Regions from separate parts of the Homo sapiens genome. Here regions 1, 2 and 4 are each linked to region 3. A link is a loop called in an ENCODE intact Hi-C map of the cell type or tissue named here. Cell type or tissue: IMR-90. All regions are shown on one strand.

What was found. A loop is a pair of places that touch in the nucleus more often than their neighbours do. Peaks named below come from ENCODE experiments on the same cell type or tissue, not always from the same donor. Only the 100,000 strongest peaks of a DNase experiment are listed, where the experiment ranks them.
Region 1: a loop joins it to region 3, with 5 times the contacts of the local background. A loop is called at or near these places in 69 of 110 quality-filtered maps.
Region 2: a loop joins it to region 3, with 9 times the contacts of the local background. A loop is called at or near these places in 62 of 110 quality-filtered maps.
Region 4: it touches region 3 in a loop (11-fold over the local background); 41 of 110 quality-filtered maps call a loop at or near these places.

Annotation. Positions count from the first base shown.
Region 1 is chr17:4,004,320-4,012,319 of GRCh38, reverse strand. It overlaps ZZEF1 (zinc finger ZZ-type and EF-hand domain containing 1), which reads left to right. Exons shown (of 55, transcript NM_015113.4): 53 at 2,563-2,716; 54 at 3,366-3,437; 55 at 5,350-7,875. The coding sequence ends at 5,430. Among named protein-coding and RNA genes, the nearest start is that of LINC01975, 31 kb to the right of the region's middle. RefSeq lists an enhancer at 4,258-5,225 and silencers at 7,392-7,471, 7,572-7,651. In IMR-90, CTCF peaks have their summits at 4,082 (motif pointing right) and 7,515 (motif pointing right); DNase peaks (open chromatin) are centred at 2,909 and 3,659; H3K27ac peaks cover 1,345 bases.
Region 2 is chr17:3,860,672-3,868,671 of GRCh38, reverse strand. It overlaps CAMKK1 (calcium/calmodulin dependent protein kinase kinase 1), which reads left to right. Exons shown (of 16, transcript NM_032294.3): 15 at 2,661-2,764; 16 at 6,389-8,000. The coding sequence ends at 6,461. Among named protein-coding and RNA genes, the nearest start is that of NCBP3, 18 kb to the right of the region's middle. RefSeq lists enhancers at 1-375, 376-877. In IMR-90, a CTCF peak has its summit at 4,799 (motif pointing left); a DNase peak (open chromatin) is centred at 4,801.
Region 3 is chr17:3,909,990-3,917,989 of GRCh38, reverse strand. P2RX1 (purinergic receptor P2X 1) reads left to right here and starts at 1,525. Exons shown (of 12, transcript NM_002558.4): 1 at 1,525-1,901. The coding sequence starts at 1,765. RefSeq lists enhancers at 2,352-2,421, 3,144-3,213, 3,324-3,403, 3,634-3,703, 3,774-3,833 and 2 more. In IMR-90, a CTCF peak has its summit at 3,973 (motif pointing left); a DNase peak (open chromatin) is centred at 3,919.
Region 4 is chr17:4,068,479-4,076,478 of GRCh38, reverse strand. ZZEF1 (zinc finger ZZ-type and EF-hand domain containing 1) reads left to right here. Exons shown (of 55, transcript NM_015113.4): 22 at 1,050-1,216; 23 at 1,301-1,382; 24 at 2,128-2,329; 25 at 3,723-3,871; 26 at 5,555-5,795. Among named protein-coding and RNA genes, the nearest start is that of ZZEF1, 71 kb to the left of the region's middle. In IMR-90, a CTCF peak has its summit at 1,443 (motif pointing right); a DNase peak (open chromatin) is centred at 3,508; H3K27ac peaks cover 685 bases.

The DNA.
Region 1 (8,000 bases), 94 kb before region 3:
GCGTGGAGAGAGAGGGGAGAGCTGGGCATGCTTGCTGTTACCCCCGTGTCCTCATACACAGACAGGATCACTCAGCCCCACATGGGCTTAGCTCTGTTCACTTGAGCGTCGAGTCCAGTAAGCACAGTCTGGTTGAGCAGTGCTTATGAAACATGGAACATCTCCATGGTCTCCTGGCTGGTGGGCCCTTCTTGCCTGCAGCAGGAAAGAAGACCTGTGCCGCAGCCTGCACAGTCTGCTGGCCATTGGCAACCTTCTTTCCAGTGGGGACAATCCCGCACCCTCTGTCCCGAGCCCGGAGGGAACTCCCAGCATGCCTTGCCACCCTAGCCTCTTTCATGCGTGCTCCTCATAGAGTGAGAGAGGGGCCTGCCTGAGGGCTTGGCCCGGAGGCCACACACAAGGGGCAGTCCTCAGGGGAGGGACCTTCTCAGCTCGCAGGTACATTGTACCTCACATGCTCATGCTTCTCTGAAAACCCAGCTGGAAAGCTATCAGAATTTTCCTGTTTGTTTTATGAAGATTTATTCCTCTGGGAGAAAGAGATTGGCTTCAAGATAACAATTAAATATACACAATAATTTTTCAAGTCATAAGAGAAAAAGCAATTTTTTTTAAAAAAAAGCAAAATCCAATATTATATAATTATATATGGCCATATAACAAGTTCTAGAATATTATTTATTTCATAATTTTTCTTCTCCAAAGGATATTGAGTTGGAATTAAAACACAGCCTTCCTCTGAGTAAAAACACACACACACACAAAAAAAAAACCCCTCAGTTCATTCTCTCAGCAGAGGCTCTGCTTTACTTAGGGAAAAGCTTTCTGCCTGAGCAACCTTGCAAGCATCTTGTGTTTCATAAGCCCACCTGAAAATCATAACAATGGTAGTCATCGTTACCTTTTTTTTTTTGAAACATGGTCTGGCTCTTTCGCCCAGGCTGGAGTGCAGTGGCACCATCTCAACTCACTGAGGCCTCCACCTCCCGAGCTGAAGTGACCCCCCTCCCCTCAGCCTCCTGAGTAGCTGGGACTACAGGTGTACGCCACCACACCCAGCTAATTTTTCTGTTTTTTTATGGAGATGGGGTTTCGCCATGTTGCCCAGGATGATCTCAAATTCCTGAGATCAAGCAATCCCCCCACCTTAGCCTCCCAAAGTGCTGAGATTGTAGGTATGAGCCACCGCTCCTGGCCATCTTTTTTTTTTTTCTTTAATTTTTTTTAGAGGTGGGGTCTCATTCTGTTGCTCAGGCTAGAGTGCAGTGTGGCACCATCATAGCCACTGCAGCTGTGAACTCTTGGGCTCAAGTGATCCTTCCACCTCAGCCTCTTGAGTAACTAGGACTATAAATATGAGCCACCACGCTTGTCTTAAGTGTTCTTTTCTGTTTATAAAAGCAGTGAGCATTGTAGAAAACCTAGAAAGCTGATAGGGTCAACTGCTGGTGGCATCTTTTGTTGTGTCTGTTTACTGTTGTTTTTCTTATGCATAGAGAAAATGCTGTATATGCAGGTTATTTTTGAATTTTATTTTGTATATGTAGTTTTACATCTTGCTTTTTTTCTTTTTTCTTTTTCTTTTTTTTTTTGAGACGGAATCTCACACTGTCACTTGGGCTGAAGTGCAGTGATGTGATCTCAGCCCACTGCAACCTCCACCTTCAGGGTTCAAGCAATTCTTCTGCCTCAGCCTCCCTAGTAGCTGGGATTACAGGCGCCCACCACCACGCTCAGCTAATTTTTTGTATTTTTAGTAGAGACGGGGTTTCACTGTGTTGGCCAGGCTGGTCTCCTGGCCAACTCCTGACCTCGTGATCCGCCTGCCTTGGCCTCCCAAGGTGCTGGGATTACAGGCGTGAGCTACCGCGCCCGGCCACATCTTGCTTTTTTTCATTTAATATTTATCTTGAGATGAGTTCCCACTGTCACTGGAAAGTCTTCATAACTTTTTTTTTTTTAAGAGACAAGGTCTCACTCTGTTGCCCAGGCCAGAGTACAGTGGTGCACTCATGGCTCACTGCAACCTCCAACTCCTGGGCTCAAGCAGTCCTCCCACCTCAGCCTCTCGAGTAGCTGGGTGCTGTCACACACAGCTAGGTTTTTTTTTTGTTTGTTTTTTGGGGTTTTGTTTGTTTGTTTGTTTTTAATTTTTTGTAGAGACAGGGTCTCGCTTTATTTCCCAGGTTGGTCTCCAACTCCTGGGCTGAAGTGATCCTCCCACCTCTGCTTCCCAAAGTGCTGGGATTACAGGTGTGAGCCACCATGTGTAGCCCGTAACATCCATTTTTCAAGATGCACAGTAATCCCCGTGAGCACATTTCCGACCTCCTGTTCCCTTGGAGCCTGGTTTTAAAGTTTAGGTTCTGCCCCTTTCCTTCTTTGCTGTTGGTGACTATTCGTGGCTGCTTTGTGGGGAGCATAGGTGAGGCGACTTTATAATCATTTGTACCAGCTGTGGGAGAGGGAGGGTCTGAGCTGTGGTTCCTGCCAGCTGTAAGCCATGTGACCTTGGCATGGCTCTCAGTAAACTGACCACCTCCGGGGCTCCTCCTGCAGTGACCTGTGTGACCTTGCGCTGTTGAAGCCCCTGTGGCAGCTCTTTACCCACATGGAGTACGGCCTGTTTGAGGACGTGACGCAGCCCGGCATCCTCCTTCCCCTGCATCGTGCCCTCACTGAGCTCTTCTTCGTCACCGAGAACCGTGCCCAGGTGAGGCCTGAGGTCTGGGCAGGGAGCCCGGTGCCTCCATGTGCGTTTGCTCCCTCTGCTACCCAGGGCAGAAGCTGCTGCCTCATCCGAGCCTGAGTGGCCAGGGTCTCGACAGGCCACACAGGACAGGCATGGCTGAGAGTCTGAGGCTCTCGCCTCTCCCAGGCCTGGGAAACCCTCAGGTCAGCTCTGAGATTGCTTATTTTGTCAGGCCTAGAGCCAATGGGGGAGAAACTGCCCGGGATCAGCCCTTGACAACAGTGAGTTTTGGAAAATAAAACGATGGGTTATTTCTGCTTCCTTCTCTTTTTTTCCTCCCCTCAGCACAATAGACTGATTGAATGTGGGAGCTGAAAGGGCCTTTCAGAGTTCTTTAGCTTCCCTCTCCTTTCACACATGAGGAAACTGGCTTGAGGAGGGGTCCCGGCCTGGTCACCCAAGGGCAGGTGGAGGCAAAGGTGACCCCGGCACCGGGCACCTGGCTCCCGCCAGGGTTCTGAGCAAGGCAGTGCCACGCGGTGCTGGGCGGCGTGAGTAGCGTCCGCCCATGAGAGGCTTCTGCTTTCGCAAGCAGGTGTCCCAGGTGGTCTGGGAGAGCTGCACTGCGCATCTGGCGCTGTCACTCACAGCCCCTGCTCTCTCTCTGCAGGAGCTTGGCGTGCTGCAGGATTACCTGCTGGCCCTAACCACGGACGACCACCTTCTCCGCTGTGCGGCACAGGTACTCTCTCCACCCCAACAGAGCTGGCCCCCAGGCTGGGGCGCCACCATCTCACCATTGCCAGGGCAGAGAAGGTCTGTACATTGCGTCTGAGTAGGACAGAATCCACCCGGAGCTTACACAGAGCTTGTTCCAGTTCAGTCACTTCCTCCTGGTGCTCAGAGAGCATGCACGAGCCCCATTTATCAGAGTCATTCACTCTAAACTGTGGGGTCAGAAGAATTTGTGTCTTTAAAACCAAAACAACCGATGCCTTAAATTTAGTTTGGCTGATTCTTGAAGTTTCCGTGGAGTTAGATTTCACATATTTTTAGATGTGAGTTGCTTCTCTGGTAGCGGAACTCCTCTTCTGACAGCTGTTTGGTCTCAGGACGCTTCACACTTTTCACTGACTGAGGAGCTCAGAAAGCTTTTGGATATGTCTATTATGCATATATCCATATGTGCCATTAGAAACGAGATTTTCAATTTAAAAATTAAGCAAAAGTGTAAACCTTTATCAATTTATTTTTTTAAAGTAGTGAACCCATTTCATGTTAACATGAATAACACGTCTTGTGAAAAACGACTCTAACTTTTCAAAACAAAGTAATTACTGAGTGCTCTGGGACAAATAGGTGACCAAAAAAGAAAAAAGGAATGCCTGCAGAGGGTGGCGCTGTTGTGTTCCATCCTTGCAGACCCCTCTCATGTCTGGCCTCGTAGAAGACAGCTGGATTCTCATGTTCTCATGTCTGCTTCTGCAGTCAGTCAGATCACACGTCAGGCTCTGGAACACTCCACCATATACTCAGGAGAAGGAAAGTCAAAAATGAACCTTGCAGACCCCAAAAGGGTCTCGGGAGTCGCCTGGCCCCAGAGTACATTTTGAGAACCTTGGACTCCTTGAATATCATCGCGTGTGTGGCCCAACACCCCCACCCCCCCGGAGGACAGCTAGGGACACTGAGGCTCACAGGGTTACCCGTGGGTGGACACCCAGCCGGGACACCCAGCCAAGAGCCCTGCCTGAGCGCGGCGCTCTGTCCCTTGGAAGTAGTCTCCGAACACACCGCCCTTTTGCAGGAAAAGGGTCTTCTTTCCTGTTGTAGGCTTTGACGTGTACGCTCGGAAGTGGAAATGCCCCCAGCCCATACCGAAGAGTTTGTGTGAATTCACCCGAGACCTGTAGGCAGAGTAGAAACTCCCTTACCCCCAACAGCTACCTACCAGCATTGCCGCCGCCACCCCAGGTTTCATCACATCATGTAACGAAATTTTGATATTTGCCCGTCCTGGCCCCAAAGCTCAGCATGGCGGCTTGCCTGTGGGCGGGTCCCTCTTGCTGCCCCTGTCCAGTCTCCATTTCCTCCTTACCCTCTTCTGACCCCCCCCACAGCCTGTTGAGTGTACTGCACCAGTGTCCTGACGTTTCTCCCTGACACGTCTCCCTGCCAACCCCCTCTTCCTCCCTCTGCCACCTCCACCCTCTTGCTGCCCAGACCCTGAAGGCCTGACGGGCCTGGCCTCGCCTCCAGGGCATCTCAGTGCCCTCCTGGCCCTGTTTTCTCTACTCCCTCTGGTCCCCAGCACTGGCTGTTCGTTTCCTGTGAGTGCCTTGCCCTTCCCCACCTGCATCTTTGCACTGTTTTCCCCAGAGAGTTTTCCCAGACCTCTGCAGACAGCCTTCTGAGCCTCCGCCCTGGGACTGCCCCTCTGGGCAGTGATGATTCCTACCTACATTTGGAGCTTTCATGTGCTCTTAATAGCATTTTTTTTCTCTCTCCACTCTGCAGGCCTGTGGGGGAGGGGAACACATCTGGTTCCCCTCCTCCGTCCCCACATCCTCAGTGCTCAGCTGAGGGTCTTATCAGCACTCACTGAATGAGGGAGTGGCTCCCGACATTGGCGACAACTCTTTTTCCCTCTACAGGCTCTGCAGAACATTGCTGCCATCAGCCTGGCCATCAACTACCCAAACAAGGCCACCCGCCTCTGGAATGTGGAGTGTTAGCCCTTGGTGGGGCGTGCATGGGACTAGTTCATCTGCCACAGGGATTTTAGAGCAGACATCTAACCTCATTCAGGAAAACTCCTGTAGCGCCAGTGCCCAGCTCTCCTTGAGCTGACCACTCCAGTTAGGATGCCAAGCAGCCACGTCTCCAAGAGCTCCCGTGCGTAGGCTGGACACAAGCACAGGCTGTAGCATGGTGAAAATAAGCCAAGCAGTGCAGAATGCCTCAGAAAGGGTGGGCAGGGGGCCCTTAAGAAGGTTCAGAGACCAGCCTTCTCCAGAGGCTGTCACTGCAGGAGCCGTGGGCCTGGGAAGACTTGGAAGCGGCCTCTCTCAACTGGTTTCTGTCTCCGTGGAGCTGGAACTGCCTGCACTTGCCTTCAGAGGGAGGCACAGTCCACCCAGATCCACCTTTCCAGCAAGACCCCCAGTGGCTGCCCAGCCTGGGAGCACCTCTTTGCTTTTCACACCAAACCAAAACTGGCGAGAGCCCCTCCTAGCCACCAGTGATCCCCAAGCATCCAGTACAGAACCAGGCATCGAGCTAGCTCCCTGCACGGCCGCACCCTCCCAGAGAACTCCTTGAGGAGAACAAGTGCCCTTGGGGACAGCCGGCAGGCGCCCCTGTACGTCTGCTCATGCACCAGGCAGCACAGCCGCAGTTCCTCAGTTGTTGTTTTGACATATTTCAGTTTCCACCTCACGTTTTTAGAGCAGAACCACACTGTCTCCCTGGAGGGGCTCGAGGGCATGACCGGGGACTGACCATTCTGTGAAAGGAGCAGAATGTGAGGAGCACGCGTGAGCTTATGTACCGTGAAGATGATCAGAGGATATCTTATTTTAAGAGTAAAAACCCACATAATTTTATTTCTGCTTGATAGTCATGGTAGTCTGTCATACCCACCTCTGGGACTCTGCGTGGCTGTTTGGCTGTCACTTGTAGCAATAACGACATTAGTTCTAGTCAGTGCTGTTTTACATTTTTCTTTTGATGGGTTTAGTCTTGCCCTGGAGTGCCGATGATGATTCTCCCTCCAGAGCCACGCTTGGGAACATGAAGCAAGTCTGGCGTGTGGGCTGCGTGCCGGCCTTAGTGGGACCCGTGGGGTTGGAGCATGCCTTTAGGGGCAGTGTCTGGGCCGAAGCACGTCCCACCACACAGTGCCAGAGCCAGAGAAGGGGCCCCACCACCAAGGCCAAGCTTGACCAGGTCAGCATTGCCATGGCCCAGTGTGCCCCGTGGCCTCTGAAGATCCCTCTGTGCAGGGTCTGCAGGGATCTGGATTGCAAGGGCCCAAGTCTGCAGGTCTGGAAGCATCTTCCTATAAGAGCACTTTCGCCTTCTGGGTCAGGACTCCAAGGTGCAGCGGGCTTCACAGCCCTACAATTGGGTTCTCAGCTAAGCCCCAGAGTTCTGGTAGAACCATCCCGGGGCGGGTGGAGGGTGGGATTTAAGGGAGACGGGAACACATGGGGCAGGTCCTGGAACTTGGTGGCCTGAGGACTGAGGCCATTGCCCTGGTGGAAAGGCCTGGCCTGGTTCCTGTGGCTTGGGACCTGAATAGGCAGGTGCTGCTGGCTCCGTAGAAACCCTTTTCCCATCTTTTGCTCTTTGCCAAACCTACCTTGCTTTGGGAGCTGCCTGCACCACCCCAGAGAAGGCCCCACCTTCTTCATCCCTCAGACCCGAGGAGGCCTCCCAGTAAGGAGTTTCCCAAGAGGGGACTCACAGGAAACAAGTCTTAGTGCTTGGGAGGGAGGCCCCGCTGCGTGCTCAGACTCACAGCCAACCTGGAAGGTAGACGAGATAGCGCCACCCACGCCCCTCCACACCCCAGACTCCGAGTAAAGCGGGCGGTAGGGCCGGAGTCACCTCCCCTATGGCAGTGGCCGCCGCTGTACTCCATCCTCCCGTCAGGAAGATCAGCTGTAAATAAACGCTGGGCTCCCCAGAGCACCTGTCCGCCCACTGCCCTTGCTGTTCTGGGATCTTCGCTGCAGTTCACGGGAAACAAGCCTGAGTCCGCTCGCACCCGCGGCTGCTCTCCCGGCTCGGCCCGGCCGCCTCTGTCTCCGGCCACCGGGTGGCGCTGCCGAGCCAGAGCCGCCGCGTCCCGGCGCTTTCCAGGAGCCCCAGGCCCGGAGGAGGCGAAGCCCGCAGAGCAAAGGTGGAAACACGTGCCTACGCTGTAAAGAAATCCTGTTCCAGAGCATACCTGTTGTACAAACAGACACTGTTCCTAACGAGAGGAGTGACGTATTTTCATCACCGTTTTTAATTTGTTTTCTTACGGGTTTACGATTTTGAATTTTTCTTATTTGGTTGAAAGAATTTTGATTCTATCAGCCTGAGTGAGTTCAGCCTGTAAAAAGGATGTTAAGCTGTGGGTAAAATATGCAAACGAAAAGAAATATATTGTACAAATTCTATATAATAAGGTACGCCTGTGTGTGGACTGGTCTCTCCCTCCTCCCTCCGCCCCGCCGTGTCTCGTGGAGCTCAGGCGTGGAGTTTACACCGCGCCCGAACGGATGCGAGGCGGAGACTCGGGGGCTCAGGGCTGAAA
Region 2 (8,000 bases), 49 kb after region 3:
CAAAAAAAAAAAGAAAGAAATAGATGGCCCTTGCTCAGCGGCAGCAGTCACCGTGACTGGAAGAAGCATTTCATTCCGTCCAGACAGTTACTGAGCTTCCGTTCTCCAGGCACTGCACAAGGTGCCGAGGACAAGGCAGGGGAACGGCCTGGGCAGCCTTTGGATTGGAGGAGTGGCCCCAAAGCCCACGTATCAGTTAGGCGGCGCCTGCGTCTCCCCCAGAGCCCACGTATCAGTTAGGCAGCACCTGTGTCTCCCCCAGAGCCCACATATCAGTTAGATGGGCCTGCGTCTCCCCCAGCGCCCGCGTATCAATCAGGCAGTGCCTGCGTCTCCCCCAGATCCTGTGTATCAGTTAGACGGTGCCTGCATCTCCCCCGTGCCCACGTATCAGTTAGACGGCGCCTGCTTCTCCCCCAGAGCCCACGTATCAGTTAGACGGCGCCTGCTTCTCCCCCAGAGCCCACGTATCAGTTAGACGGCGCCTGCTTCTCCCCCAGAGCCCACGTATCAGTTAGACGGCGCCTGCTTCTCCCCCAGAGCCCACGTATCAGTTAGACGGCGCCTGCTTCTCCCCCAGAGCCCACGTATCAGTTAGACTGCGCCTGCTTCTCCCCCAGATCCTGTGTATCAGTTAGACGGCGCCTGCTTCTCCCCCAGAGCCCGCGTATCAGTTAGACGGTGCCTGCATCTCCCCCAGATCCTGCGTATCCATTAGACAGTGCCTGTGTCTCCCCTAGTGCCCGCTCACATTTCGGTTTTGCTCCTCTTCCTCTGCTCAGCTTCTGTGTTGGCACTTGGAAGTGATTCACATAGTCCCCCGTGGCCACCTGGGGCCACTGAGAGCCCTGCCCTGCCCCTGCCTGACAGTCAAGTGAGTCAGGGCAAGCACAAGGCCAGGAGGAGAGCCAGGGCCACTGCCGTTGGCGGGGCCTGGCCTTGCACTTTATCCCCCTCTGCAGGGTCCCGGCCCAGCTGGGACCAGCTGGCTCAATCCCTGCCCCCTATGCTTACTTGACTCTGTGGGGTCGCTGGAACCAGGCAACTCCCACGGGGTCCCCATGACCACTTGCCTGATCTTAGCCACCATCTCCTCTCTCTCAGACCACTGGAACAACCTCCCACGCTGTCCCTTGCTTCTACTCTCACTCCCTGTCCCCCTGGTCAATGCTCAACTCAGCACCCAGCATGGTCCCAGTGGCATGAGTGTGTCACCTCCCAGCTCAGAGCCTGCTTCTCACTCGGGCTGCTGTGTCCCTCAGAATCAGACCTCCAGCCTGTGCCCCACCACCCGCCCTGTTTTTCTGCGGGGCTCGTGCACCGTCCCGCCATCATGCACTCGTCTCTGGCCACGTGCCATGGAAGGGGCTGCCCCAGAGCCTTCAGACTTCGCTTCCCTCTGCCCGGGGAGTCCCACCCCCGATGGCCACGGGACTCGCTCCCTCACTTCCTTCGGCTTTTTACGCCAGGGTCCCCTCCTAGAGAGAAGCGAGCCTTCCCTGACCCTGTAGCTTCAGCCTCCCCTGCTTCACACCTCATCGCCATTCCCTTGTTTTATTTTTTCCTTTCCACTTACTGACATACATAATTTACTGATTTTTCTTCTTTACTTATCGCCTGTCTCCCCCAACTAGAATATAAGCTGTATGATGGCTGGGCGCAGTGGCTCACGCCTGTAATCCCAGCACTTTGGGAGGCCAAGGCGGGAGGATCACTTGAGGTCAGGAGTTTGAGACCAGCCTGGCCAACATGCTGAAGCCCCGTCTCTTCTAAAAATACAAAAAATTAGCCGGGTGTGGTGGTGGACGCCTGTAATCCCAGCTATTCAGGAGACTGAGGCGGAAGGATCATTTGAAGCGGGGAGGCAGAGGTTGCAGTGAGCCGAGATTGTGCCACTGCACTCCAGCCCTGGGCAACAAGAGCAAAACTCCGTCTGAAAAAAAAAAAAGGCTATATGAGGGCAGGAATTCTGGCCTCAGTGTGGCCCCAGGGCCTAGAGTAGTGGCCAGCACCCAGTAGGCAGCCAGTGGTGACCAGTGTTGACGGGATGGATGGACACAAGCGAGGGAGTGAAGGGACTGGCAAGTGTGCCGCTGCCTCTCTGCATGCGTGTGAGTCGGCGTGTCTGTGGGCACGGCATGGAACCGTCCTTGTCACGGAGGAGGGACAAAGGCAGAGAGCCAGGCTGCGGCAGCTGTTCCCCTCCTGGCAGCCCCACTGACTGGGCCACCGGCTGCGGCTCAGCCGCTTCCCGGGCCGCCCTGCAGTAGCATCTTGGCATCTTCTCGGCGGCCGGAAGGCGGGAAGGATGGCACAGCATCCCTCCATGGCATTGCTGCCGTAGCGAGAAGGTATCTTCTAATGGACTCCCACTTCCAGCCCTGGCCCTCCCCACTCTTTCAGCCTGGCCTTGCGGACCCTTCATGGGCTGGTCCCGGCCCCCTCCTCATGTACCAGTGGCATCCGGCTCCTCACCATTCCAGGAATATGCCCCCAGCTGCCAGCGCCCCGTGTTCTTGCCTCTGCCATTTCATGCTGTGCTGATTGAGATGGGACCCGCACTGCGGCCCCCTTGGCAGCTGCTCTCGGGGAATCGGAGCAGAGGCTGCGTGTCTGGGAGCCTGGGACCTGTGCTCCTCACGCTGCCTTGTCCTCCTCAGATCCTGGTGAAGTCCATGCTGAGGAAGCGTTCCTTTGGGAACCCGTTTGAGCCCCAAGCACGGAGGGAAGAGCGATCCATGTCTGCTCCAGGAAACCTACTGGTGTAAGTACTGGTGGGCCAGGGACTGCCGGGCACTCCCTGGAGTTGGGTGGGGAGGTCTGAGGCCCATCCTCCCACTCTCACTGTCGTTGGGCCAAGGCCAGAGCCTGGGGACTTGGCCAGGTCTCGGTGTTGGCCCCATTTGCATCTCTGTCCCCAAGGTTAGTCGGGGCTAGAAGGGACCTTTTGGGCCCAGCTCTTGCTTCATTCCTGGGGCCAGCATCCCTCACACACACACTTCCAGGGATGAGGAGCTCACGCAGCCCCTCCATGGGACAGGAAGACCCTTCTTCCATGCAGCTTGATGTCACTCTCTCACTGGGTCCAGCCCCTCTGGGGCTTCAAATCTGTGGCCCCCTCAGCCCTTGGCAGCCTGGCAGAGGTTTGCAGACAGGCTGATGTTGGCTTCCTGTAGGAGGCTGGCGGGCTGTAGAGGAGGGGTGCTGGCCCCTCTGCCTGGCCCTGGGGACTGTTGGCTGCTCTCCCAAGTGGCCCAGGCTGCCTGCAGCCATTGCTGGGGCTCTGTGCCCAGTCAGCACTTTGTGAGTGCTTGTTCAGTGAGTAAGCAGGGACAGGCTGGCCGGTGGACCACGGGAGAGGAACCCGCATTGGCCGAGGGCTCCCTATGGTGAGCCACGCCTGTGGGTTCACCACCTCCTAGGAGGGTCCAGAAAAGCAGCTCCCCAAGCCTGTGCGCCTCGTCCTCAGCAGATCCACCTTCTTCACTATAATAAAAGCCAGTCTGGGATGCTAATAAGGCCTGTGCTGGAGTTTGTACACAAACCTGCAGAGAGAAAACCAGTGGGGTCCTGAACCACAGCGTGGTCCTGGGACAGCCACTGCCTTCCTCTGGCCCCGGAGGGAAGCTTTGGGGAAGGGGCTGGTGGGAGTTGTTTGCCCCACCCTGGCCTGCTCTGTGTGGAAGGCGCACTCCCCAGAGGGGTGAGTGCCAGGCGCTGTCCGGGTGCCTTGGCTTCACGCTGTCACCAGGCCTGTCCGGGACCACCATGTTGGTTTCCCGTGAGGCCTCCCTCTCATAAGAGGGCCCTTCAGAAGGGTCGGGACCCCTCGTAGTGGACAAGCTGACATCTGCTCCCTGCTGGAGGTGGCTTGCACCCAGGGAGAGCCTCATAATGAGGTGGGGGGCCTGGGAGAGGCCTGGAGGTCCCAACTGCAGCTTTTCTGTCATCTCTTCAGGGAGGTGGTTGCGGTTGGGGGAGGATTCTCTGAGCTCATCCAGGAATGTAGGCCCCTGATGCTGGAATTGTGCTTAGTGTAGGGGGAGAGGGGGCATATATAATTTGACGTCCAAATGGGGACATTTTTGAGAGTGAAAGGGGAAGCCATTAATAATTATGCCAGCACGGCCGGGTGCGGTGGCTCACGCCTGTAATCCCAGCACTTTGGGAGGCCGAGGCGGGTGGATCACAGGGTCAGGAGATCGAGACCATCCTGGCTAACACGGTGAAACCCCGTCTCTACTAAAAATACAAAAAATCAGCTGGGCGTGGTGGCGGGCACCTGGAGTCCCAGCTACTCAGGAGGCTGAGGCAGGAGAATGGCGTGAACCCGGGAGGCAGAGCTTGCAGTGAGCCAAGGTCACGCCACTGCACTCCAGCCTGGGCGACAGAGTGAGACTCCGTCTCAAAAAATAATAATTATTATGCCAGCATGGTGGCTCATGCCTATAATCCCAGCACTTTGGGAGGCCAAGGCAGGATTGCTTGAGGCCAGGAGTTCAAGACCAGCCTGGGCAACATAGCAAGACCCCATCTCTAAAAAAAAAAAAAATTAGCCGGGCGTGGTGGTGGGTGCCTGTAGTCCCAGCAACTCAGGAGGCTGAGGTGGGAGGATTGCTTGAGTCTGGGAGGTGGAGGTTGCAGTGAGCTGAGATTGCACCACTGTACTCCAGCCTGGGTGACAGAGCCAGACCCTGTCTCAAAAAAAAAAAAGAAAAAAAAGTAATAATAATTATGCCAGGACAGCAGGTGGACGGACACCTGGTCCTTCTGACTCAGAGCCTGTGGTCCAGCACCCCCTAGTGGTGGAACAAGCCAGACACAGGATAAGGATACATTTAGTGTCTAGTTTGTACCTGGCAAACAGAGTGACAAGATTGGGCTTAATACTTTCCAGCTATAAAATTCTAGAATTCTGTGACCCAAGTTTAATTTGGGGTAGAGCTTTTTAAAAAAAAAATAGAGATGGAGTCTTGCCATGTTGCCCAGGCTGGACTTAAACTCCTGGCCTCAAGCCATTTGCCCACCTTGGCCTCCGAAAGTGCCAGGTGATTACAGGCATGAGCCACCACACCCAGCCTCCACGTTTAACTTTGAAAGAAGATTTTACTTCATCATCAAGTCCCAATATTTATCCTTGATAGACTGCTTTGGTTTTTTGTTTGTTTGTTTTGAGATGGAGTTTCACTCTTGTTGCCCAGGCTGGAGTGCAGTGGCGCAAACTCAACTCACTGCAGTCTCCGCCTCTCACATTCAAGCAGTTCTCTTGCCTCAGCCTCCCAAGTAGCTGGGATTACAGGTGCATGCCACCACCACACCGGCTAATTTTTGTATTTTTATTAGAGACGGGATTTCACCATTTTGGCCAGGCTGGTCTCAAACTCCTGACCTCAGGTAATCTGCCCACCTCAGCCTCCCAAAGTGCTGGGATTACAGGCGTGAGCCACTGTGCCCGGCCATAGAGTTTTTTATACTTTGGGATAATTGTAGAAACTCAGTAGTAGAGTTAAGTGGAGTTGGTCCTTTTTAAAGATATCAAAACCCATTTACTGGTTATTTTAAAAAGAGACATTTTGGGAGGAAAACTAGATATAGAAATCTGTTGAATATGTGACAGAATCCCAAGACTGATAGATGGACTCTGCCCTGTGAACAAGGCAAAGAAAAATGCAAAATGAAAGCCTCTCTACCCAGATCTGCTGGGGGATGACTGAGGTCAACACAGAAGGCCCTCAGGCCGGGCACGGTGGCTCACGCCTGCAATCCCAACACTTTAGGAGGCTGAGGTGGATGGATCGCTTGAGCCCAGGAGTTTGAGACCAGCCTGGGCAACATGGTGAAACCCTGTTTTTATAGAGATAAAAAAATACAAAAATTAGCTGGGCGTGGTGGCATGTGCCTGTAGTCTCAGCTACTCAGGAGGCTGAGGTGGGAGGATCGCTTGAGCCTGGAAGGCAGAGGTTGCAATGAGCTGAGATTGCACCACTGCACTGCAGCCTGCACGACAGAGCGAGACGCTGTCTCAAAACAACAACAAAACCACACACACAGAGAGAAGGCCCTTGATTAGGCTGATAGTTGGAGGATGTAGGGAAGTCAGCTGGGTCAGACTGTGAGCAGCTCCAGAGGCCGTGCTGGGAGGTTTAGACTTCATCTCTGGTCAATGGGGGGCCACGGAGGCGTTGCGGGCTGAGACTGGGGGCTGAGAGACCGGCAAGGAGCAACTGCCGTGATGTAGGGAGGCCAGAGGGAGGCCAAGCTTGGGGCAGTGGGTGAAGGGGGCTTTGAGAGATGTGGGATTCAGATTCCTGTGTGTGTGAGGGAGAGTGTCTCCCTGAGTGCATATTCTGACCCTGAGGTCCCTCTGTCCCTGGTGTCCCCTGAACAGGAAAGAAGGGTTTGGTGAAGGGGGCAAGAGCCCAGAGCTCCCCGGCGTCCAGGAAGACGAGGCTGCATCCTGAGCCCCTGCATGCACCCAGGGCCACCCGGCAGCACACTCATCCCGCGCCTCCAGAGGCCCACCCCTCATGCAACAGCCGCCCCCGCAGGCAGGGGGCTGGGGACTGCAGCCCCACTCCCGCCCCTCCCCCATCGTGCTGCATGACCTCCACGCACGCACGTCCAGGGACAGACTGGAATGTATGTCATTTGGGGTCTTGGGGGCAGGGCTCCCACGAGGCCATCCTCCTCTTCTTGGACCTCCTTGGCCTGACCCATTCTGTGGGGAAACCGGGTGCCCATGGAGCCTCAGAAATGCCACCCGGCTGGTTGGCATGGCCTGGGGCAGGAGGCAGAGGCAGGAGACCAAGATGGCAGGTGGAGGCCAGGCTTACCACAACGGAAGAGACCTCCCGCTGGGGCCGGGCAGGCCTGGCTCAGCTGCCACAGGCATATGGTGGAGAGGGGGGTACCCTGCCCACCTTGGGGTGGTGGCACCAGAGCTCTTGTCTATTCAGACGCTGGTATGGGGGCTCGGACCCCTCACTGGGGACAGGGCCAGTGTTGGAGAATTCTGATTCCTTTTTTGTTGTCTTTTACTTTTGTTTTTAACCTGGGGGTTCGGGGAGAGGCCCTGCTTGGGAACATCTCACGAGCTTTCCTACATCTTCCGTGGTTCCCAGCACAGCCCAAGATTATTTGGCAGCCAAGTGGATGGAACTAACTTTCCTGGACTGTGTTTCGCATTCGGCGTTATCTGGAAAGTGGACTGAACGGAATCAAGCTCTGAGCAGAGGCCTGAAGCGGAAGCACCACATCGTCCCTGCCCATCTCACTCTCTCCCTTGATGATGCCCCTAGAGCTGAGGCTGGAGAAGACACCAGGGCTGACTTTGACCGAGGGCCATGGACGCGACAGGCCTGTGGCCCTGCGCATGCTGAAATAACTGGAACCCAGCCTCTCCTCCTACACCGGCCTACCCATCTGGGCCCAAGAGCTGCACTCACACTCCTACAACGAAGGACAAACTGTCCAGGTCGGAGGGATCACGAGACACAGAACCTGGAGGGGTGTGCACGCTGGCAGGTGGCCTCTGCGGCAATTGCCTCACCCTGAGGACATCAGCAGTCAGCCTGCTCAGAGCGGGGGTGCTGGAGCGCGTGCAGACACAGCTCTTCCGGAGCAGCCTTCACCTTCTCTCTGGGATCAGTGTCCGGCTGGCCGACGTGGCATTTGCTGACCGAATGCTCATAGAGGTTGACCCCCACAGGGTCACGCAGGACTCGGACACTGCCCTGGAAACATGGATGGACAAGGGCTTTTGGCCACAGGTGTGGGTGTCCTGTTGGAGGAGGGCTTGTTTGGAGAAGGGAGGCTGGCTGGGGGAGAAACCCGGATCCCGCTGCATCTCCGCGCCTGTGGGTGCATGTCGCGTGCTCATCTGTTGCACACAGCTCACTCGTATGTCCTGCACTGGTACATGCATCTGTAATACAGTTTCTACGTCTATTTAAGGCTAGGAGCCGAATGTGCCCCATTGTCAGTGGGTCCACGTTTCTCCC
Region 3 (8,000 bases):
ACCCACTCTCTAGAACGCATATCAGGGAGAAGGGTGGCTGAAAAGGGACCCAGAATGGCCCACACAGTCTCAGCACCCACCCCACTCCCCATCACAAGCAGCTGTGTCCTGGTGCCTCCCATTCCAATGGCCACAGGGGCAGCTGGGAAAGGAACTGTCTAGGGTCAAGGTCAGGCCAAGGGGAGACGTGGCCACCACAGTTCTGGCTCCCAGCATCTCTGGATTTTCTTTAGAAAAGCCCATGACACCCACTGGATTAGCAGAAACTCCGCGAGGGGTGAGGCTGATCTACTTGACAAGGAGAGACTGACCTGGGTGCTGGAAGGGGCCATGGGCAGCCCTCTGTGGGTGACCCCCATTCAGACAGGCTGCCGGGATTCCCAGCCCCAGGGCCTGGCTCCCTGCCCAGAGCACTTCCAGCTCATGGCTCGCCAGCAAGAAGACTCCTTATCAGCCTTAAGGGTGGGGCGGCTCCGACGACAGGGCCGTGGGGGCTCGCCAGGGAGGCCCCTGCTTCCAGCTTGAACCTCCAGTACCACCCCGGGTGAGCTTGGGCAACTCATTTCTCTTCTCTGAGCTTGGTTTTCTCATCTTCAAAACGAGGGGTGGGGCTGGGGAGGCCTCCAGCTCTGAGGAGCCAACGTGGGACCCTCTGCCCACCCCAAACCCCTGTGTTCAGGGCCCGAGCTGGGGGTGGGAAGGGAAGGCAGGGACTGCAGAGGTGCTGTGCCCCAGACTCAATGGTGGCCTCCAGTTCTCTGTCCCGTGTTGCTGAGACCCATCCCCTGTGAGCCTCGACCTAGAAGGAACAGCCCTTATTACCCCAATTTACAGATGAGGAAGCAGGCTCGGAGAGGCAAGGTGACACCCAGCCCCCACAGCCAAGAAGTGGCAGAGCCAGGGATCTCCGAGGTCAGGCTCTCTCGGCTGGTCTTGGGCCCCCCATGGCACTGGTGACGGATGTGGTGCTGGTCTTGGCTGGGCACCTGCCACCTCTCTCCCTCTGATGGTGGCCCCGGCAGGACAGACAGTGGGAGAGGAGAGCTGGGGGATAGAGATGCCAGCTCAGCACCGAGGTTGACCGGGCACAGGCCAGGCTGGAACTCAGAGCCTCCTTCCTCTCTGCCTTGCTCGCTGCAGACCCCCAGGGACGAAGCAGCCAACCCTGGTGGGGGAGGGTGGAGGGTGGTGGATGGGGCTGGGGATGGAGGTCTCATTTTGGCAGTGGAGGGGAGTCGCGGGGAGTCCCCTAATCTGAGGAGACTCCAGCTTCCCCCAGGCCCTGGCCAGAGCTCCATCTTGCCAGGTTTTGGGGGGAGGATAACTTGAGGAGTCGACTGAGAGCTTTATCTTTGCCCCTGTGACGGGTGGCCTGTGGTTTCCTGCCAACAACTCCTGTTTCCGGAGGCCCAACAAGGCCCACGCAGAGCCAGGAGGGGCAGTGGGGCTGGGCCTGGGTGGCCCCACCAGCCCCGCCCCATCTATCTTTGGGAATTTATTTGTCCATGGGCGAGGCTGGCCTGCAGTCTGTTGCCTTCCAGGGGCCAAGAGCTGCTCTGATCACCCAGGGATTCTCTCTCCAACCCAAGTGCCTCCAGCTGACCTCTGGCTCCTGTCCTCTGGCTCCACCTGCACCGCCCTGCTCTTCCTAAGGGGCCAGGAAGCCCCCAGAAGCTCTACCATCGACGTGGGTGGTGGCACCCGGCTCACCCTGAGAGCAGAGGCCGTGCAGGGGGCTCAGTTCTGAGCCCCAGCCGGCCCACCATGGCACGGCGGTTCCAGGAGGAGCTGGCCGCCTTCCTCTTCGAGTATGACACCCCCCGCATGGTGCTGGTGCGTAATAAGAAGGTGGGCGTTATCTTCCGACTGATCCAGCTGGTGGTCCTGGTCTACGTCATCGGGTGAGTCCGGGCGCCTCCCGCTGCCTGCACCAGCCCCTACCCCGGGCCTGTCCTCCAGACTCTGACATCCCTTGCGTGACACCAGCGAGCCCCTCTTCCTCTCCATCCAGGGGAAGGCCTTCCTGGCAAGCCACTGTGCGAGAATAGAAAATCCTGCCAACTCGCTGTTGAGATGGGGACGAGGCCGGAGGGGAAGCCCTGCCCGGGGGCCTTCGGTGAACAGGAGGCAGAGTCTCTGGGTTCTGAGGAGCCGGCTCAGTGTTATGGTTCCTTTGAGTGGTTAGTGGTGTTCAGGGCCAGGGCACCACCAACCACAGCCACTGAGTCCTCGACCTCTGACCGCCTGCCAAACCAGGCCGCCACTGACACACAGAGGCCATACCCCACACCCGTCACCCCATATGACAAGTTAGAGAGAGACAGACTCTGCTGCCAGCTTCCCTGCCTGAGCAAGGGACATCCAGGGACGTTTGAGGCCCCCGGAGCAGAGAAACTCTCACATTCTGAATACCTGGTGCCTTCATGTTGGCATGTCAGGCGGAGGACAGAGATTGGTTCTGGTCCCAGGGATGATAGTTCCTTTCTGGGCATCTCCGGACCTGTCCCACCGGGCTGGGAGTGCAGAATCAGAGGCAGCGTGGGACGCTCCTGCAGTATGGTTGTCTCGGGAGCCAAGACAGGCCTGGCAGAGGCTGGCACACTTGTGAGTGTGCATATGGAGCTCTGTGCCTATATGTGTCTGGGTGTGTGTCCCTGGTGCTGAGTGCCCACATGTGGGTACCCTTATGTGTACATATGGCTGTGCCCATGTCTGCCCTGTGGCCAAGTGTCTGGGTGGCCAGTGTGTGTCCCCTGTGTGTGGTGCATCTTGTCCACTCACAGTGACTCTGCAGAGGTCTCCTGGAGGCCCCAGGGCCACTGGAGGGGGCTCAGCCCCTGCTGGGGTCCTAGGGGTGCCCAGTAGCCCCTGCCTGCCTTTGCCGTGTGATTCTGAGAGCTCTACCCTCCCCATTTTTACCATGGTTCCGAACCAGAACTGCTAAATGGAGTCCAGGGCAGGCTGACCCAGGGCCCAAACAAGGACCATGAAGTCCTAGTCCCCCGGAAACTTCTGGCGTCCAAAAGAGCCCTCCTTCTGTCCCACCAGTCCCCAGAACCTCAGAGCCGGCCAGGTGGACCCAGGGCCAGACCCCAGCCTTGACCTCTCCTCTCTCTTGTTCAGAAACTAATTTGACATCTGTGATGTCTGAGCTTGTGAGGGAAACTGAGGCCCAGAGAGGGGCAGTGGGGTTTCCAGGTCCACAGCAAGTCAGCAGCAAACCCAGGGTTGCAGCTGAGCCCTCCTGACCCCCAGGCCTCTGCTGTGCCTTCTCCTTCCTCACCATCACAAGGGGCTGTGGATCCTTTCTACTGGGCACTGATGGTGGGATGCCAGGTACAGGACGGGCCGGAAGTCCACCCTTAGTATCACTCCTGACCGTCCCTGGGAGAGGCTGTCTGCGCAGGCCCAGCCTACCCTTGCTGGAAGAGGCTGGGGGAAGGCTGTCCTCTCTCTGCCCCTGCGGCTCCCTAGTTCTGCTTTCAGATCTGCAGGTGTGAGGGGCACCAGGTCCCTCCTCTGTGTGTGTCACAGGCTGTCAGCGTTGGAGGGACCCACCCATTCCCAGCCGTAGCCTATGCCCCAAGCTGCTGCCCAGCCGGGAACCTATACCTCCAGTGACGGGGACCTCACTACCGTCCTCCTGCCTGTCTTCCCTCCCAAGACTGTCTAATCAGTTTCCAAATGGATGTGGCCCTTCTCGGTGTCTGTGGGGCTCAGGACCACAGGGATTAGCCAGGATCTCACAGCTTAGTAAGAGACTAACCAGGATTTGAACCCACCTGCATGGCTCCAAAGTCAGCCTTGATATTCTGGAAAGGCAACCTCCTCAGAGAGAGGGCACTGGCCTGCCCACGTCACACAGCAGAGGGTGGAAGGAAGGCAGAGTCCGTCATCACCAGCAACCCCCAGGGCTGCAGGCCCAGGCTTCCAGCTCCTGCTCAGGCTGTGGTGCCTGCTGTCTCTTGCGCCCTCGTCTGGCCACTGCTCAGTACTGCACTGACCTCTCAGCCAGGAACCCACAGCGGCAAACCGAACCCCTGACCCAGCCTGGACTTGGTCTTGGCATCTCCGGACTCAGCTTCCTAACCGGCCCGTGGGGCACGGGTTGCAGGGGACCACCCCCCCCAAGAGTGCACTCAGCTCAGCACTTTGCTGTTTCCTGAGGAGGGCTTTGCTTTCATGTCTGATCCTGTGGGCACTGCCAGGGGATGGAAAGGAGCATGAGAGAAGAGCCAGGCCCCCGTGTCCCAGACACAGGGCAAAGCCTGGGTGGGGGATGGGTGGACACAGAGACAGACCTGGACAGAGGGACAAACGCCAGAGCACAACTCAGACGAAGGGTGGGAGGTCCCGAGACTCAGAGATGGACAGAGTTACTGAGGCTGAGCAGGGAGGCTGAGAAGCCAAGAACACAGACTCAGGAGGAAAACCGAGGCCATGGTCTCCGCCAGTCATGCTCCTCCAGGAGATCCTGGGCAAGTGCAGGCAGTGAGTGGGCCTGAGACCAGAAGGCTGAGCTGAGCTGACCCTCTCAGATCCAGTTAAGATGGTCTCAGTTAAGGCTGGGCACAGTGGCTCATGCCTGTCATCCCAACACTTTGGGAGGCTGAGGTGGGAGGATCACCTGAGGTCAGGAGTTTGAGATCAGCCTGGCCAACATGGTGAAACCCCGTCTCTACTAAAAATAGAAAAAATTAGCTGGGTGTGGTGGTGCACGCCTGTAATCCCAGCTACTTGGGAGGCTGAGGCAGCAGAATCACTTGAACCCTGGAGGCAGAGTGGAGCTGAGATTGCCCCATTGCACTCCAGCCTGAGTGACAGAGTGAGACTCCATCTCAAAAAAAAAAAAAAAAAGATGGTCTCAGTTAGAGCTCTCCCCGAAGAGCTGATGAGCTCTCTGTCCCTGGTGGTGTACAGGCAGTGGGGAGGAAGCCAGGGAGGCCTTCCTGGAGGAGGTGACACACTGATGGAACCAGCCATAAGCAAAGACCTGGGGGCTGTGGGCTGGGCTGGCCTGCTCTCAGCTTTCTCTCCAGTCCCTCTGGGTCTCTTCTCAACTAAGTCCTCACTCATCCCCTGCGCCTCCACACAGACCTCTTGAAATCACATGTTCTGAGATCTCCAAGTGGAGATCAGAGTGCACCAATCAGGGAGAAGGATGGATAGAAATTATTGGGGGGAGAAACACATCCAGGGACCGTTTCTGCAGCATCTTCTCCATGCCTGGTGCTGTGCCGGGGAACAGAGGTGGGACATGGAATGGAGAGAGGGAGAGGGAGGAACTGAGGGTGAATTAGCCAGACTCCTTTGGTTCCTGTGAGAAAAGTCTAATCAAACAGATTTAAAAGGAAGGGTGGGCCGGGTGCGTTGGCTCACGCCTGTAATCCCAGCACTCTGGGAGGCTAAGGCGGGTGGATCACTTGAGGTCAGGAGTTTGAGACCAGCCTAGCCAACATGGTGAAAACCCATCTCTACTAAAAATACAAAAATTAGCTGGGTGTGGTGGCGCACGCCTGTAATCCCAGCTACTCGGGAGGCTGAAGCAGGAGAATCGATTGAACTTGGGGGGCGGAGATGGCAGTGAGCCGAGATCGCACCACTGCACTCCAGCCTGGGCAACAGGGTGAGACTCCGTCTCAAAAAAAAAAATAAAAAAACAAACAAATAAATGAATATATAAATAAAAGGAAAGGTGGGGGTATCCGGTGGTTTATGTAACTGAAAAATCAGTGTGGGTTTCAGGCCCGGCTGGATCCTCCAGGATGAAGACACAGGAGGAGTAAGGTTTAGAGGGGAGAGGGGATGAGGAATTCCTGCGGGTCCAGTCTTGGTTCTCAAAAGAAGCTGCCCATGACCTATCTCCCTTTCCTGGCTCTTCTTTCCTCTGTGGAGGCTTCATTCTCAGGCAAGTTCTCTGTCTTCACAGTGGTGAAACGGCCACCAGCAGCTCCAAGCTAACATCTCACCAGTTTAGCCACTCCCGAGGCACAAGAGTGGCTCCTTCTCCAGAGCTCCAGCAAAAGTCTCAGGTTCAATTCTTATTGGCCGGGGTCGGGTCCCGTGCCCACCCCAGAACCAATCAATCATTGCAGTCAAGGAAACGGAATGCCCTGATTGGAGGAGCCTGGTTGCGTGCCCACCCTTCCAGGCTCTCCTGTCGGGACACAGTGTGAACCAAGGTCTTGGGGCCGGAGAGGAATAGAGAAGGTGTCACTGGGACTAGGCTGAAGGGGCCATAAAAGGAGCCCAAGGGAGAGGCTGTGAAAGGGAGAGCAGGGGCGATGGCGAAGGCCTTTGAACACCAGGCTGAGGCGCCCGGATTTCTTCTGCAGGCAGAAGGGAGCCAAGACAGGATGTCTAGCAGGGGAGGGCCTGGAGCAGGCAGGGGTGGGCGTGGGGACCGGAGGCAGGACAGCTGTGAAGAGGCCGCAGGGATGGGAAGGGGGGACGGGGCGGGACCCAAGGCAGAGGCAGTGAGCACGGGTGACAGATGTCGTCACCCCGGCAGGCCTCACGCCTGGGGCGGCCCCTGCTCAGCTTCTGCCCATTGTTGCCGCAGCACGTAACACCTGGCACAGCCAGAGCTTCCGACGTCTCAAGAGAAGTGGGAAGTGAGATTTATGCATGAAAGAAACCGCTTGGTTTTTAGAGATTGGTGACGTATTCAAAAAAAAAGAAAGAAAGAAAGAAAGAAAAACAGACCGGGTGCCATGGTGCACGCCTGTAAACCCAGCACTTTGGGAGGCCAAAGTGAGCGGATCACTTCAGCTCAGGGGTCCAAGACCAGCCTGGCCAACACAGTGAGGCCCTGTATCTAAAAAAAAAAAAAAAAATTACCCAGGTGTGGTGGCGCGTGCCTGTAGTCAGTCCCAGCTACTCAGGAGGCTGAGGTGGGAGGATCACCTGAGCCTGGAAAGTTGAGGCTGCAGTGAGCCACGACTGCACCAGTGCACTCCAGCCTGGAGGACAGAGTGACACCCTGTCTCAAAAATAAATAAAGAACAATAAAAATAAAATAATTAAAAACACAAATGGTTGGCCTGAGATTCAATTCCACATTCAGTTAGTCATTCAACACACAGTGTTTGTTGAGTTCCTATTATGTGCCAAGCACTATTCTAGACACTAAAAATACAGAAGTGAACAAAACAAACCAAGATCCTGCACTCAAGGAACTTAACCCAGATGCCCCTCGACTTGTCTGCGGGTTGCATGGGGGCCTCAGGGTGGGCCCCAGTTCTGAGCACATTCCCTCCCAGGCCTGGAGTCTGCTCATGCCCCTCCCCAAGGCTGCTGCTCCCTGACAGCACACGCCCCATCTGGTCAACTCCTGCCTGTGGCCCATGGCCATACCCTGTGTCCCACCAGCCACCTGGCCGGTCCTCCCAACCCATGCCAGAGCTGCCCCCGCACCTGTCCCAGCTCCTCCAGTGTCTCAGCCTTCCCAAAACCAGCCCTTCTGGGTCCTTAGATGAAAGCCGAGGGAGGACCAGAAGGACTGGGGGATCCAATGAATGTGGGGGCATGATGGGGAGGGTGGCTGTGAGGATGCTGCCTGGGTGTTGAGCCTGGGTGATAGGGTGAGGACAGCACCATTCTCCATGACGAGGACACAGGGGAACAAGTTCTAAAGGGAGATGAAGAGTTCAGGTTGATCCAATTGAATTTCTGTCTGTATAGTGGTTAGTGCTTGGCACGAAATAGATTTCGTAGGCCGGGCACAGTGGCTCATGCCTGTAATCCCAGCACTTTGGGAGGCAGAGGTGGGTGGATCACCTGAGGTCAGGAGTTCAAGACCAGCCTGGCCAACATGGTGAAGCCCCGTCTATACTAAAAATACAAAAATTAGCCAGGCGTGTTGGTGTGCGCCTGTAATCCCAGCTCCTCAGGAGGCTGAGGCAGGAAAATCGCTTGAATCCGGGAGGCAGAGGTTGCAGTGAGCCTAGATCGCCTCATTGCACTCCAGTCTGGGGGACAGAGCGAGACTCCGTCTCAAA
Region 4 (8,000 bases), 160 kb before region 3:
AGTCCAAGTCGATGTGGCCTGGTCAGCATTAGAAAGGAGACGCAGAGGCCGGGCGCAGTGGCTCACGCTTGTAATCCCAGCACTTTGGGAGGCCGAGGCGGGCGGATCACGAGGTCAGGAGATCGAGACCATCCTGGCTAACACGGTGAAACCCCGTCTCTACTAAAAATACAAAAAAAATTAGCCGGGCGTGATGGTGGGCGCCTGTAGTCCCAGCTACTCGGGAGGCTGAGGCAGGAGAATGGCGTGAACCCGGGAGGCGGAGCTTGCAGTGAGCCGAGATTGCGCCACTGCACTCCCGCCTGGGCCACAGAGCGAGACTCCGTCTCAAAAAAAAAAAAGAAAGGAGACGCAGAAAAAGCTGTAGAGATGAATCTCATCATTTTATAGTTGATGAAGTTATATAAAAACCATGTAAGTGAGTGACAAAATTGAAGTCTAGAAGAGAAAATGTATGTTGAAAGGCAAATTACATTTTGTCTTTAGAAGAAATTTCTCCCTTACTTAATTATACATACATAACGTTTAATCACTGTCTTGTGTGAGCTTCTTCTTGTGTGTCTTTTGTGTGCCACAGAGCACAACTCTGTGGCAGTAGAAAAGGCATTTATATTTAACAGGTAAAAAACCAAAGGCCCCCCCCCAACCCCCCGCTCAAAAGAAAAGGGTAGGAGAGGAAGGGAGAGTAGATCCAGATTTGCCAGTGTCCCAGGTAGGAATGTGAGGTCTTTAAACTCCTCATTCAGTACTTTTTCCACTGGGAATTCACACTGGTAATGATTTGTAAGTAGTTCTGTCATAGCGAAAAGGTACAAGCTGGTCATGGAGTTTTTGTGTGTAATAAAAGCACATCTCCTCGGCTGCGTGGTGGACGTGTGTTGATCTGTGTGAAGATGGGAATGTCAGGTTTGTCTTCGAGCCTGCCTGCTGGTTTGTGCAGGGCTGTCAAGGCCATCTGCCTGGAGCACTGATAGAGAAACAGTCTGCTGCATGTGGCTAGGTGTCTAGTGATAGAACCTTTCTTTCCCCTGGCTCATTTGTTATCATAGCTGGATGTTGAGACCTGGCAACAGGAACAGCCTGTGGTGTTACATACGTGGACGAAGGAATCTGCCCACAACTATGAAAATAATTGCCATGAGGTATCCGTCTTTGTTAGCCCAGGGGCAACCTATTTTGAAGTGGAATTCGATGACAGGTGTGAAACTGAAAAAAGGTAAGACTTCTATATTCTTTCACCCCCAAGCGCTAATAGGTCAGCAATGAGAGAAGGAAGCTAATAGAGGTTATGCCTTCACAGGTATGATTATCTGGAATTTACCGACGCTAGAGGTCGGAAAACACGCTATGACACAAAAGTTGGCACTGATAAATGGCCCAAGGTGAGTGATAGTCCCAGAAAGAGGTACCTACTTCTGCACCAATGCTTTTCCTTTTGTCAGCCTTCAGGGGGCAGTAGAGGTAAGGTCTTTGAAGGGAGGCATTTATGTTACACGTTTGTGAAAGGAAGGATTTATATCAGAGTTTGACCAGCTATAGTCTGTCACCTGTTTTGTAAACAAATTTTTTTGGAACACAGCCATGCCTGTTTATCATTTATAGCTGCTTTGGCACTGCAGTGGCAGAGTTGAGTAGTTGCAGCAGACAGCGTTGTCTAGAGTAAATGAAGAGCCTTCATCCTTAGCAAGAAGTGCTGGTGGGTCTAGGAGGATGGCCCAGACCATGTGATGGAAGCCAAGAGTCTGCCTCACAGTTAGAGCTGCTTGAGCTCTTGGGCTGGAGGTTTAGTACTGCCTCAGACTGTTGACCTTCTCTCCATGGTCAGTGGTCTTGGCAGGAGCAGAGGCATGGAAATGTGACCACTGGCTGAGTCGGTAGTGGACAGATGGTCACCCCAGGTGTAGAAAGCTGAGCAGCAGTATTCTGCCAACTCTCCTTCTTCATGGGGTGTGGCTGTGAATGGTCTGTTTCCGTCACCCCTTTGTACATTTCTCCGTTAGTCATTTTGGACATGTGGAAATAGAGATCAATTTTAAACTGAGATGTTTCTCGTCATGAAGAGCATGCTGATTTCTGAAGCACTCCTCCTCTAATCTGTCTGACCACATGATTTCTGTTTGTCTCTAGAAAGTGACCTTCAAGGCCGGTCCTCGGTTGCAGTTCCTCTTTCACTCTGACAGCAGTCACAACGAATGGGGCTACAAATTCACTGTCACTGCCTGTGGGCTGCCCGATGTTGCCGTGTCTTGGGGGCTGGATTTACAGCTCCTCGTCTCCCGGCTGATGGGACGCCTGGCTTCCCAGTGCATGGCGCTCAAGTCTGTGCGCCGTAAGTGCACATCCCTGTGCTTTCCCTTCTTACAACCACGGTGAAGTGCAAGATGCGCGCTTGCCCTCTTGTAGGTCGTTTCCACGTAATGGCAGGGGGTTAATAATACGCCTTTTCAGTTTCCTTTAAACCGAAAGAATAAAGTGTCCACTCAATACCATTGTCACGAAGCTTTTTGCCTTAGACTTTGGAACATAGCAGGAAGGCTGCCATGGGTTCTCTGTCTATGGAGGATAACAGCTTTTTTTTTTGGCAACATTGTCATTTTTTTGCAAGTAGGTGTAGGTATAGTCCAACCAAAAGGCAGGAGTATAGAATAAGTTGATTGCATATCCTTTAAATATGTGAATATTTATGTAAATATATGTAGATATGTGACTATGGATTTTGTTTTAAAGTGATTCATTCAGGGCTGAGCAAGGTGGCTCATGCTGGTAATCCCAGCACTTTAGGAGGCCAAGGTGGGAGGATTTCTTGATCCCAGGAGTTTGAAACCAGCCTGGGCAGCATAGTGAGATCCCTATCTTTACCAAAAAAAATGTAAAAATTAGCCAGGTGTGGTGGCATATGCCTTTTGTCTCAGCTACTTGGGAGGCTGAGGCAGGAGGATCACTTGAGCCCAGGAGTTAGAGGCTGCATGCAGTGAGCTGTGATCATACTGCTGCACTCCAGTCTGGGTAACAGAGAGAGACTCTTGTCTCTTAAAACAAAAGGAAAAAGATGTGTTCAGTATAATTGTTTATTTAATTCTTCCAGGGAACAAGAATTACAGAATAAAACTTTCTACTGTATTTTATTTCTTGATCATTTCTTGAGTTTTTCCAGTTTTAGAAGTAAAATATAGAAAAATTACATAGTGGAAAAAAACAAAGGAAAATAGAATCATCCTTAATCCTAACACTCAGAAGTAACTGATTTTTTTAATATTTCTCCAAGAAAGAAAGAAATAGCTATTAGCATTTTTATTTCCACCTATTCTTTTCTCTTTGCCTATTCTAAACACATCTATGCTGGATATTTATTATTTGCTACAGAATTAAGTTTACAAATTGTGAATGTTTTTCCATAATTAAATGTTCCTGAATGGCCTCGTGTTATATGCCAGAAATGGTTCATATCCTATTTTCAGCTTACTATAAACAGATTAGTCATTTCCAAGGTACCTTGTAACTGAAGTTGTTCCACAGAGCAGCAGTATTTCAGGACTTGGTGGTTTAGCTTAATCTGTGGTATGTGTTTACAAAGTATCACAATTACATTCTGGTATGTGGGTAAACTTTCTCTAAGTTTTAATAGTATCCATGGTTTTTTTTAACCTTTTCTTTCTCATTTCAAAGATTCTCAATATATTAAGGCAAAAATAGAACTGTCATATGTCTTCTTCTCTTTCTAGAGTTAGGAAGTAACATGGTAGTACCTCAGGCAAAAATGGCATTAGTCCTAAGCTCCCCACTGTGGAAACCTGTCTTCAGGCATCAGGTTTGTCCAGAGTTGGAATTAGAAGCAAGCTGGCCCACTCACCCACACCGGAATAGTAAGGAGGTATTTACTCTTCCGTTTTCTTTCTATTTAGACTGGAAACTGCCTGCAAGTATTTATTACTTTAAGTTATAAACACTTGTGTTTCTATCTTACTACCCGTATTAAGCAGTTAGCTCCTTGAGGCCAGAAACTATACCTTGTTAACTTGTTAACGCCACCGTGTCCCACAGGGGCCAGTGCGCAATAGGTGTTCAGAAATACTGAATGCGTGACTTGGGTGAAATGTAGGAGGTGCTCAGTAAATCTCTGTTGATGGAGTTATCAGGCAAACAATTGAGTGTACTTCTAGTGCCTACTGAGTCAAGCTTTAGAGCAATGATTTGTGCTATACCTTTTGTTCTCCTTAGAATTACAGCACATGATTTAGGTGTATAAGATTTTAAAAACTAAAAAGTTTGCCCTGTCTTTATTTTTCACCTCTCCTTCCCTCTATTTCTGTATTCTACTTTTCTTCCTTCCCCTCCCTGCCCTGCCCCACGTTATTCAGTAGTTAATTGCCAAATCCAGTGGCTCTTCCTCAGCTTCTGTTCTCCTTGCCTCTGTTAAATTTGGCTCCTTCAGACCCTCTCTTCTTTGGATCCATGCTAGTCCGCTGTCTTCTCTTACATCTGACTGCCCACTTGCCTCCTTCATTGACTTTTCATATTCCTCCTTCCCTAAAGGGTAGGCTTTATTCAGGCTTTCTTCCCTTCCCCACAGCCCACCAAGACTTCATCCTCTCCACTTTCTTCTCCTGTCAAACATTGTGGCCCTAATTCCTAATATCAGTCTCCAGGTCTGGTTTTCTCCCCGCTCCAAGTACCTGTTTCCATCTTCCTGTGAGGCATTTCCATTTAAATGTCCTGACTCCCCTTAACTCAGAAGTGTAAAACCAAAGACCGGTCACTTCTGTGGTGGTCAGTGTTCCCCAGGCCTGAAGCCACTGCTCCCTAGCATCCCCTGTCCTCACCTGTCTCCCCATTCCTGTCCAGTCAGCTTGCAGGTCCTGTGGATTCTTCCTCATGATGTTCATCTCTGTCCTTTCCTCTGTCTGCATCTTTATCCGGGCCCTCATTTGCACCTGCCTTATGACATTCGTACCTACCAAGTTTTTTTTATAATCACTGCATTATCTTGTCATTCCACTGCCAAGCACCATTAATGGCTCCCCATTGCCCACAGGGTGAAGTCTAACTCCTCAATGTGACAGTCAAGGCTCTCTGCAGTCTCCTTTCACCTTACCTATCTGACTCTAGTTCCCATCACTCCCCAGCTGAGACTTCAGGCCAGGTCAGTCTCCCCACTGACTCGTAACCTCTGCTAATGGTTATGTTCCTCAGAGCCAAATCTGCCAATCCTTCAGGGTCCAGGCCAAAGCCCATATCCTCCAGGAGGCTTTTCTTAATTACTTTAACCTACCAGGATCTCTCTCCTTTGAATTCTCAGCACTGGGTATCCCTTCTAGGCATTTGGCACTTGATAATCTTTTGCTTTACGGGAATGCTAGTTCTAATGCTTTTAATGTTTTATTTATGTTTATCTTTTTTTAACTCATATCTCTGTCTGGTCTTCCTAAAATAGATTTAAACTTCCGGAGAGTGTTCACTGTGTTTTATACTTCTGCTTTGGCCTAATAGTTTGCTCAATAAATTTTATTTTTTGAATGAATGTGTTAAATGTGATGGGTTTATTTTTTGTTTCCAGGTTAAGAACATTCCTGACGACCCCTGCCGCCATTTTCTTCTTGATTTTGCCCAGTCAGAGCCTGCTCAGAACTTCTGTGGGCCATATTCAGAACTTTTCAAAGGATTCATACAGGCATGTAGAAAACAGGCCCCAAAGACAGATATAGTTGCTGGTTCCACTATTGATCAAGCTGTGAACGCCACCTTTGCTGCTCTGGTGTATCGCACTCCAGATTTATATGAGAAGCTGCAAAAATATGGTAACTTTATTACAGGGAATATTTTTGATCTGAAGGCTAATTGCTAAGTTTTAAGAAAGCCTATCTTAAGTGAACATTTAAAATATTTTAAAATATAAACACATTTCTATAACTGTAAACATCATCTTGTTGGTTCTACTTTGCCTATTAAAAGATTCATGGCCACTTTATGGTTAGCAGATTATAATGTGTGGCACCTAACCTTGAGTTGCAAAATTAGCAGGTAAATTATCTTTATCCAGAATTCTCATGGAAAACTGCTGAGAAATTTAATGGAAAGAAACCTTAACTTGGGTCCTGGTCCCAGTGCAAAAACTCAAAAGTTGTGCAGCTTCAGGTTAATCAGACGACCTTTCTGCACCTCAGTTTCTTTATCTGTAAAATTGGTTTAAGGGTGATTCGCTCTAACATTCTAAGAAATTCCAATTAAAACCACAGATGTTTAAGTTCTTGAATGTAGTAATAACCAAGGAGGAAGCTGTAGGTATTAACTATTACCTTTAGCTAGCTTGCAGCGCCTTCGTAGCATCACCCCACTAGGCTTCCTTTGCTGATAACCTTCTCCTCACCATCTCTTTTCCTCATGTCTCTTAGGGATGCCATCTCTGTATTTACCCTGCTTCCCTGCCGCCTAGCAGGACCCACACGGAGGGAGAGTCTCTCTCTACCTTCATACTAATTCAGGGGAAAAGTGTTTCAAGCCCTACCTAGAGATAAGGCATGGGCTTCCTAACCGCCTGGCAGGGTATGTCTTCTCCACGCAGCGCAGGCGGGAGAAGCAAAAACAGAGCTTCCTTCCACTAGAGTGGGTAATTGACTGTTGCTCATTTTGTTTTGTTTTGTTTTACTTTTTGAGACGGAGTCTCACTCTGTCACCCAGCCTGGAGTGCAGTGGCGCGATCTTGACTCACCACAACCTCCACCTCCCGGGTTCAAGCGATTCTCCTTCCTCAGCCCCCCGAGTAGCTGGGATTACAGGCACCCATCAACACGCCCGGCTAATGTTTGTATTTTTAGTAGAGACGGGGTTTCGCCCTGTTGGCCAGGCTGGTCTTGAACTCCTGACCTCAGGTGATCTGCCTGCCTCAGCCTCCCAAAGTGCTGGGATTACAGACGTGAGTACCGCGCCCAGCCTCGTTTTGTTATTATTGATATTTTTATTCCTACCACCTTTATTGCTCATTTCTTTGGATCTCACATTGCAGAATTTATTTTCTGATTGTTAAAACATCTTGATTACATCCCCAAATCTTAATATCTCCTTTAAAAAGCTGCTCAAATAAACAAAACTGTGTTGAGACATGAGTGATTTATGGAAACAAATGTCATATGGAAGAGTTTTTCTCTGCTGAGGAATCGAGGGGGTGATGTAACCTGTATGGTTTTGGCGGGGGGAATGTCAATATGTATTTTTGTAATCAAATTATAGTAAGAAAGCTGGATAATCTTTTTACTTGAAGGAATTTTCAGTAGAGGGATAAAAGCCTGTGGGTTAAAAGCTGAGAAATGGAAGGCTTCCTGCTGTGGGAAACTTCAGGCTGTGTTCAGATACCACATACCTGTTTGCAGAAGAGAAAACACACAGTCAACTGTGGGAACTCTACAACTGTGGGAACTCGGAATGTCTTGCTGTGTGCAGGTTGTTTCTAGAATGCCTGCCATTATTGGTTTGAAGGAGGCCAGGCTTGTCTTAGTTCTTTCTGTCTCTGCCTTTGTGATATAGATATTGATATAGATATTATATGTCTAAGGACTATTTCTGAGTTAAGACTGAACTACTTTGAGAATGGTCTTTGTCTAGCAAATTTGCTCATCTTTGTCTAAAAATTAGTCACTCTTTGGGGTTAGAAAGGGTGGGGAGGAGTTTTTCAACTTGAATATAAGCTGCTTGAGGGCAGGAACTTTGTTTTTCTCAGCATAATATTCCCAGTGTCTGGTACAGCCCTGGCGTATTCCAGGGCTTCAGGAATTACTTACTGCATTGTAACATAGATGCAAAAGAGAGCTTCATGCTGTTCTAGTATATTATCCTTTGGGTTTTAGCTGAAGAGAAGGGGCAAGCCTCATAGATCTTTCTTTAAAAATTTTTTTTGTTAGGCTGGGTGCAGTGGCTTTACGCCTGTAATCCCAGCACTTTGGGAGGCCAAGGCAGGTGGATCACCAGAGGTCAGGAGTTTGAGACCAGCCTGGCCAATATGATGAAAC